Linked DNA regions of Homo sapiens: region 2 is linked to region 1. A link is a loop called in an ENCODE intact Hi-C map of the cell type or tissue named here. Cell type or tissue: gastrocnemius medialis. All regions are shown on one strand. Each heading gives the region's core, and the rest is flanking DNA. Links, peaks and the distances in the headings are about the cores only.

Region 1 (4,392 bases), core at 139-4,138:
ATGCTTATATAACAAAAAATACAACAGTTTTTTTAAATGTCTGTTAAAGCTGAAGGTGTTATTTGCCCCTCCAAAATTTCATTTTCAGCAATATAAATTCTATCAAATACAGAGAGAATCGTTAGACATGTGATTGCACTCTAAGCTGAGAATAAAGGATTGCATCATGACCCAAATATTTGTTAGAACCACAGCAGCTAACATGGTATGTAATATGTTCAACATATCCAGTCAAAATGACAACTCCTCTGGATTCAAAAAGAAACCAAGTGGTCATGGGTCACCTGGAGTATTATCTGCTCAGTACATTCCTCACAGGGCCTTGCCATAGGGCCTAGCCTTGGCGGGAGGGCGCCACACACAATCCAGGCCCATGGAGTCCTCCCCTGGGATCAGAGGTGGAGGAGTAGCCCTCTCTTTTCCTTTGGAACACAAGTTGTACAGATGTCATGTCAGAGCATTTTCCTCCATGTCCCCTGCAGCAGCAGGAAGCTTAGATAATAACATTAATAATTTACGACAGGCCAGGCCCTGTACTAAGGATTTCCCCTGTATTAAATTACTTAATCCTTACAGCAACCTTTAGAGGCAGGTTCTAATGAGATCCCCATTAAACAGATGCACAAACTGAGGCACAAAGACACAGCTTGTAACTGGTGGAACCAGATTTCCAAATCCAAGCTCTCTATCAATACAGAGAACAGAAGCCAGAAATGAGGACACGCGACTTGAGTCACTTTCAATGGAGAAAATTCTCACTGGTTCGCAGCCCTGACTGATATACACATCCTGTCTAAAACATAAGCTAAGAACTCTTCTCAACTTCCTTGTTAATTGGAAGAAAATGGGTATTACTGATGTCACTGGTGCCAAAAATCAGAGAGGCTGAGGTGCAGAATGTTGAACATCAAGTGTGAAATAGGGAATTGGGCACCCAAGAACACACTTGGGCCACCTCCCTCACTCTGGGTGAGGGCATATCTGTATGGGATGCAGCTACTGCCAAGGATGGCAGACAGAAAGAACGAACCTGGGTTCCCAAGGCTGTCATTTGAGATGTGAAATTAACCAGCCTCAGAGCCATCCATCTGGACTTATGCTTGTATTCGATGTTTTCTTGTCATTTGGAGTTGGGGGTTTATATTAGCTGTAGCCAAAAACATCCTGATACTCCTGTATTAGGAGCTTATACTGTATAAGGAATATATAGTTTACAGAAAACCATATATGTGTGTATACACACACATATAGATTCATTTCAAGCCCTGAAAACTCAGTTTCTTCCTCTGAGAAAAATGGGCCCAAAATACCCATTATTAGATTGGTTATGAAAGAAAGGGGTGTGTGTAGTACATGAAACAGTTCAGACTCAGTCCATAGCAGGTCATGTTATAGGTAAGAATACACTGCCATCCCTGATCTGTGTAACCCATTTAAGCTAACATAGGTGCACAATGCATTCAACTTGAGGAAAGCAAATACTAGTGTAATATTTGGTTCTGTGACAAGTGCGGGGGGTGAGGGGCATGAGGATTGAGGTCAGAAGGGTCCCCTGCTGGCACTCAACTCATTGCACCACGCAGCACACCTCAACATCAAGCCCTCGCTCGAAATGATGGTTTCTATCAAGTGTGAGAGAATAGTCACAAGATTTATTTCTGGAGAACTAAACAATTATAAACTTGAGGTTTACCATGAATCAAGTGTACACACACCACATTTTCTTCCAGATGGGCTATGCAGCTAGAACCCAAATTGGGAAGGCCCAGAAAGTTGCTAATCCTAGTCCAGACCCCAGCCCAGGTGGGAATGCCTTGCAAGCAAAGTCTCTGGTGTAATTAGCAAATGTCACAAAGGGGTGGGATCTGGTTCCTTTGTATTTATTTCATCAGACAGGCTGAAACGGGAATAGGAAATGAAAAACACACTTTCAATTCAACCTCAGAGGGTCCCCTACTTTCTGACTAAGGCACATTCCTTGGAGGAGGCTGGAGAAGAGGCACCGCTGCTCACAGCAGCCCAGTGTATTCATCTCTGCTTTGATACCGTTCAAAAAAATAAGCAACTTCAACTTTTGAATGGAATAATTTTCTCTGATGATTTGGCCTGTGGGACTACGGATTCATACACGTGGCTCTAGAAAAGGCCTAGAGTTTACCCTATGGCTTCTTTGGGGACTTTCCATCCATACACCAGGTGGCTTGGTGGGGCTGTCAGTCACAGTCCCTCCTCTACCAGGGAGCAGATCCAGGTCCCACATGGGGCAGAACACCCCAGGCCCGGGTTTACTTCAGGGGTGGGTGAGCAGCTGAAGCTGAACTCTCCAGGGCTCTTCTGGAGAGCAGAGGTTGATACTGGTGACTCCAAGATGTATTTTGTCAGGACTGCATAGCATTTCCCAAAGCAGAAACTTTTGTTTTAAAAAATCCAGCTTTCTGGCTTTTCTTGAGAGCTGGAGGTTCTGACAACAGTGGACTACATCTCTGGAATGCTGTGACTGGGCCACAGAATCTGCACTTGTCACAGCACCCAGACACATTTCTACTTCCCGTGGAGCCCTGTGACCTGCTCTGCAGAGCCAACTGGGGAGACTGCCCTTGGCCTGGAGTCGCTGGGCAAGGAGGCTGTCCAGCAGGGGCTTCCAGGCACTGCCTTTCTCCCTGCAGGAAGCAGTAGGAGAAAATGGAATAAGTTCAGAGGATGCAGGTCTCAGAACTGAGTTGGAGCAGGGCTTAGGGACTCAGCTGGGCTTTGCCGCTTTCTAGCTGTGACTCTTGCTTCTCAAATTCTCCATCTGCAAAATGGCCTGAGGATAGAACCTGTGTCATGAGTTGGTGAGGGTTAGATGCAGGGACTTGTGTGATCTGTGCCCCATGCTCAATACATATTAGCTTCCACTGTTACCACTTGAGTCCCTGAGCCATCCCCGAACTGCCCAGCTACAGAAGCCCAGAAAGGTCCTTTTCTGTTTAAGCTAGTGTAGGGCCTTCTGCCACTCACAAGTTTAATAGCCATCAACACAACCTACAAATCTTTTTCTCCAAAAATTGCTGGCCAGGCACAATGGCTCACAGCTGTAATCCCTGTGCTTTGGGAGGCCGAGGCAGGAGGATCACTTGAGGCCAGGTGTTTGAGACCAGCCTGGGCAGCAGAGCAAGACCCTATCTCTACAAATAATAATAAGATAAAACAAGTAGCCAAGGGTGGTGGCATGTGCCTATAGTTCTAGCCGCTTGGGAGGCTAAGGTGGAAGGATCACTTGAGCCTAGGAGTTGGGGGCTGCAGTGAGCTATGATTGTGCCACTGTACTCCAGCCTGGGTGACAGTTGAGACCCTGTCTCTTTAAAAAAAATGCTGTTATTAAGCTTCCTAGGAAGGGAGACAACTTGTAGCCGCTTATTGAAAAGACCCCAGAGGGCTATGGCTTCACATTCGTGGATAGGATTTGAGGATCCAAACACCTGATAAGTCTCTGTCCCTCCTTTTCTCACGAGAGCCTGACAGATGACCCATGTGATTTCAATTTGTTCTTACACAAGCAAGGAGCAAATACTACACTTTTTTTCTCTTAAAAGCAACCTGTAAAACAAAGGTGCTGGGAGGACGCAACTGAAAAGAATGTTTGCACCCGGCTGTCAGGGGTTGTGTTTCTCGGCAGGCAGCCCTGTTTTCTGTTGCAAGCGCTATTGGTTCTATGCATCAGCAGAATCCATTTCAGGGTGCAGACTCCTGGCAAATCCTCGTGGCATTTGGGGCTTTCTGCCATTGGGAGTGACTGTGTGTATAGGAGTCCCTCCTCCCCAACGTGTGACTGAGCGCCAAAGCCCGCCATGGGTGCATTTGCAACTTCTCAAAGGAAGTAAAGACAGCCCTTAAAAGGAACCAGTGCTTGTTCTTGGGATGTTTACAGTGAAGTAACCCCTATGTCATTTTCCCTCGCAGGGAGGTCTTTCCTTGATTGCTAATAGTCTGTGTACTTTAGCCATGTGTGGCGCAGCCCATGGCCGCGGCCCGAGCAGCCAGGCCCCCTCCGCCCCGCAGCTTTCTTTCAACTGCACAGAACACAGCGAGGCTGTGCCGGCCTGGCCCACCCAGGGAGCCGCCACAGAGTTCTCATGCAGGGGACCTCCCGGCAGTCTCCCCTCTCCCTGACCAGCCAAGGCCCGCCGTTCCCCTCGGAAATGGCTCAGCGGCCCTCCTGACCTCCTGCTCAGGACACCTTCTTGCACCTTCCACCCCAGGTCTGCGGCATGGCCACTGTACAAATCCTTCCCAAGCCTCTTCTAAGCAAGTGGTTCTCTCTTGAAGAGCTCAGGGGAGGCCCAGGGAAGATAGTGGGCAAAGGGGTGGTCACCAGAGAGAGTGGTCTTTAACCTCGCCGCCCCACCAAAT
Region 2 (4,392 bases), core at 264-4,263, 120 kb before region 1:
AGGTGAAAACAGAAAGAGGGAGGGCCTGGAAGCAGTGGAGGGCAGTACCCAAACCACAGGCCACGCTCTGGCCTTTGAGAGGCATTGAAAGAGAAGGGACAAACACAGGCACAGATGTGACATTTTCTCAATGAGTTGAGAACTGAAGCCATAAGTTCAGAGGGAGAAAGATTTAGGGAGAGAGAAGTTAGGAAACAAATCATTTATAAAGTAGGAAAGCAAGCTTAATGGGACCAGAATTTCTGGGTGGTGTTAAGTTCCCATTTGAGAATAATTTCAGGAAAATCATCTGTCCAGTATGCACATTTTATTCAGCAAGCTTCAGTTGCTCTGTTGCAGAAACAAGTAGAAAGATGGCTGGGTCTGACCAGGGGTTAGAATGGAGGGAGAGAGAAGCAAGGAAGCTGAAGAATGTTTGTAAAGGAGTGATTATAAAGTTAAACCTAAGCTGGACAAGGGAGGCTGATGGATAGTGTAAAAGCACAAGAGTCAGTGAATTTGAGGACTTGAGGTTACCAGCATATCCCCCAGCATTGCTGTTGTGGGCAGTCATCAAGCAGCTGAGCTGGAGCCTTAGATGACTAAGTCAGGGACATGGAGGTTGAGCTGTTGATGGTAATGACAATGGCAATTTATAAACTTGGGAGTAGGGGCTAACATGGAGTTAAGATGAGTTTGGAGGTGAGCTAAAGAAAGTGGTGGGCCAGATATGGGTGGGACATCCACATGGATATTGATGTTATCAAGAATGATGGCAAGAGATGGGGTGGGAAGCAAGATTAATCCAGGATCTTGAGAGTTTAGCTGCTAGCAGGAAGCAATGAAGGGGTCACTGAAGATTGAGGAGAGAACAGTTTAGCTGGATGGCATAAATGTTAAAGAGGGGAAGGAGTTTTCTGAGAAAAGAATGGTCTGGAAGCAGCATTGTCTAGAAGCACTAACCCTGAGGTTGGAGAGCTGTGAGATGCAAGAGCCTTGCCTTGCAAGGGCCGCATGGGAAGAGGCAATATCAGCAGAGCACAGGACCATTCAGCATAGAAGCAGAAGACTCGGGGGACTCTTGGTTCCAGGGGCACGGAGGGATGGCTTGGAAGGGTGAGGGATTGGATTAGATCAAGATGTACAGTAGGAGGAGATGAGAGGCCAGTGGTAATGGATGACAGAAGTGAACAGGGATGGGAGGCATGGTTGGACTGGTCCTGCTGGCTTCTGGGGGCAGTGGGAAATGTCTCTGGGTTCAAAGTACTTCCTGCAGGGGTTTGGCGACTCCCAGGCAGCTGGTTCCTCAGCTGCCCAGGGAAGAGCTGGCCCCGCAGCTCTTTGGAGTGCTGGCGTGGCTGGTTGGAGTATGGCTCTCAGCTCTCTGCAGTTGCAGAGAAAGGTGACCACCTTCCACACTGCCACACAGTGTACCTACCCACAGAACAGATCGGCAACAAGGATTTTTGCAGAGTGTGCCTTTTCACTTTGGGCAAATATTTTGCCAGGAGACTGACCATATACCTTTTTTTCCCTAAGTTTGCATGCGTTCTCTGTTCTCGATCGCCTCCAAGAGCCATGTTGGGACACTGGTTTGTTCTGTTCTGGGCTTCAATGTCAGTGCAACTTTAATATCTTCCCTAGATATATTGTATGCTGCTTATAGTCCTTTTTCATCTTCTTTGCTCACCAGTGCCTTCTTAAAAGGTGGTTTTGAAGCTGCCTCTTCAACCTCATGATCAGTAAGTTTGGAGGGGGACTCCTTTGTTGACTGGTAGTCTCTGAGTGAATTATCTAGCTTTCTTTTCCATGTATTTGTGACCTTACAGAGATTAGGGAACTTTGCAGGTGTTAATTCTTTGTGCCCTCTGAGTCAGAAGACTAAGAAATGGAAGTTCTTCCCCATGTTTCTCAATGAGTCGTCCTTCAATGCTCATGAATTTCATTATGTCACAACCTGCACCAGGGAGCAGTGAGGCATGATTGAATCCTTCCTCAATGAAACTTCACATTATAACATATGAGGTCATTTCAGAAAAGGTTGTGATGAGCTTAAACTGACTTATGAAGGCACACCCAGTGACCCCAAGGTTAGGGTCGGTACCAAGTTGAAAGAGTAATCGTGTTATCTTGATGTCAAGACCCTTGCTAGCTAGTCATGCTGCGGCTTCGTTGAAGTCACATGCTGGGTTGAGTTTGACAGAGGTTGTGGTGCCTCCTGGCTTGACAGCTGAGAGTAGAGCACTGAATCTTTTGTTTATCTGCTGCATCAGGTTACAGCTGGGTTTGCACACAGCATTATAGATAAGCGAGAAAGCAGCCTTCACAGCCTTGCACTTGGTGGTAACATTACCCATTTTTCCAGTCAGGTATGCACCATGGTGCTATTTTTATTTTGCCTTTCTCTCCAACAATTGATCTGTCCAGCCTGATGAAATCCTTCAGCTCCGGCACCAGATCAGATGTTGCAATCAGCATTGTGAAAGTGACTGATACAGCACCTGCTGTGGTCGGGGAGTTTGCTTTTGGAATGGACACAATGCTGTACAGCATGCTGCATACGCATCTTGAGCCGTGGGCAGAGCGATGACAGACTCGTCAGCTTCGTTGAGTTCTAGTGGCATGTTCAAGTGTTTCAATCACTATGTGCCTTATTGGCTTTGGTTACCAATTAGGGATGTAGAAGTAAAACTGTCCAACCATGTACATTTTACCACCCTCTTTTCCATTAACTGTCCTAGTCAATCAGAATCAAGACTGCACCTCCCTCTACTGCAGTCACATGATCATCTGAATGAAGTGTTCAGTCCTCCTCTCCTTCCGGAAGCTTAGGCAGACAGAAGATGAATTTAGGTGTGTTCCACCTCCCTTCCTCCAGAAAGAGAGAGGATTTTGAATTGTATCCATGATACATAACTGCTTTTGATACACTTGCTGAAAGATACATATCTTTGGTTTCTTTTTTTCCCCCTTTCCCTAAGTGGGTTATGGAAGTCTACTCTAGTTAACTAACTTTTCTTCACAAACTGGCTGGCTTATGCCCCCTGTTTGTACCCTGCAGTTCCTTAAATTCTTAGAGAAAATTCTGAAGGCCCAGAATTAGGAAAGCCAGTTAAAAGGCAGAAATAAAGTGAATGATAATTATAGCTTATCCTGTAAGCAGCAACCATGTGGCATAGTGTACTTGCAGACTACTCAGATAAAATGAGGTTAGAAGCAGCTCTCCTCCCAGAGGTGACAGCTCACAGGGTCACGGGTGAGGTCGTGGTTTCAGCACAGCAGAGGTGAAGTTACTTTGGCAGTTGCTGAGACACCACCAAGCCTTGGATAAATAAAAGACATCAGCTTGTAACCTTGCCAATCACTTAATCTTTACAAACACAAATATTTAATAGAAGGGCCATGAAAATGGATTTGAAGATGAAAAATAGACAGAATAATATCTCATTACTTCATGTGAAGTGAAAACTGGAACCTCTTAAGAACATGCTTGTTACTTTCCAACAAGAACATTGGCAATTTCCAGGACAGAAAGTTGGAGTCATGTGTATGTGTTACTAAATATTCTGTTGGAGATGAAAGTGGCTGTTGATCAAGCATGTATAGTATCTGGATTTCGGGAAGTTAACAAGACAGTGTAGTGAGGACTAGAAGCCACAGGCCCATCTGAAGCCACAAAAGAAAGTTGTGAGTGTGCTTTATGGTCTGCCCCTAAAAGCAAAGGAAACACAAACTATGTAACCTGGTCTACGTGGCAGAAAGAAAAGTGGCATTGAAGCTCCTACTAACATACATTAAAAGTAATTTTTTTAATGCTAAGGATTCTCTGTTTTGCATAGGATAAAATTCAAACTTCTAAACTTGGCCTACGGACCCCCTATGATTTTTAGCCTCTTCCTTGCAGTTTCTCCTGCCCCTCTGTGAACCAGGTCATCTTGGACCTGAGCCTGTACATGCACCCTCTCCCCCTGGGAGACTTCCTCACTCATCATTACCTGACTGACTTGTCAGGAAGAGACACCCTTTCTATCCACCTTGCCTACCACCAATCACTGACCTAGGTTCCCTTTCTATGAATGCCAGTAGTGCCCCATATTTACCTCATGGTAAATTTACATTATGGGTTTATCACTCTATTCTACTTTGATTTTCATGCATTTGTCTAGCCCAAGTAAACTGTAAACTCCTTGAAGATAGGAAACGGAGTCTTATTTGCTGTTATATAGTTCCTGCTATAGTGCTTAGCACATAACAGGCTCTATAAATATTTGTTAAGTGAATAAATAAATGAATGTTTTAAGGAACTATGGTGTAAAATATAATTTCTAAAACTTTAGGACTTTTAATCAAGTGCTGCTGCACTCACTATCTATGACTTTTGTTCAAAGGAGTATTTATAAACATTGAGCTGTT

What was found. Peaks named below come from ENCODE experiments on the same cell type or tissue, not always from the same donor. Only the 100,000 strongest peaks of a DNase experiment are listed, where the experiment ranks them.
Region 2: a loop joins it to region 1, with 2.5 times the contacts of the local background. A loop is called at or near these places in 1 of 110 quality-filtered maps.

What each region holds. Positions count from the first base shown.
Region 1 is chr9:96,122,701-96,127,092 of GRCh38, forward strand. No RefSeq gene overlaps it. Among named protein-coding and RNA genes, the nearest start is that of LINC00092, 100 kb to the left of the region's middle. RefSeq lists an enhancer at 4,083-4,392. In gastrocnemius medialis, for the core only: no CTCF peak of the experiment used is centred there; no DNase peak of the experiment used is centred there.
Region 2 is chr9:96,006,646-96,011,037 of GRCh38, forward strand. All of the region lies in intron 18 of ERCC6L2 (ERCC excision repair 6 like 2), which reads left to right. Among named protein-coding and RNA genes, the nearest start is that of LINC00092, 13 kb to the right of the region's middle. In gastrocnemius medialis, for the core only: no CTCF peak of the experiment used is centred there; DNase peaks (open chromatin) are centred at 2,176 and 2,496; H3K27ac peaks cover 1,151 bases.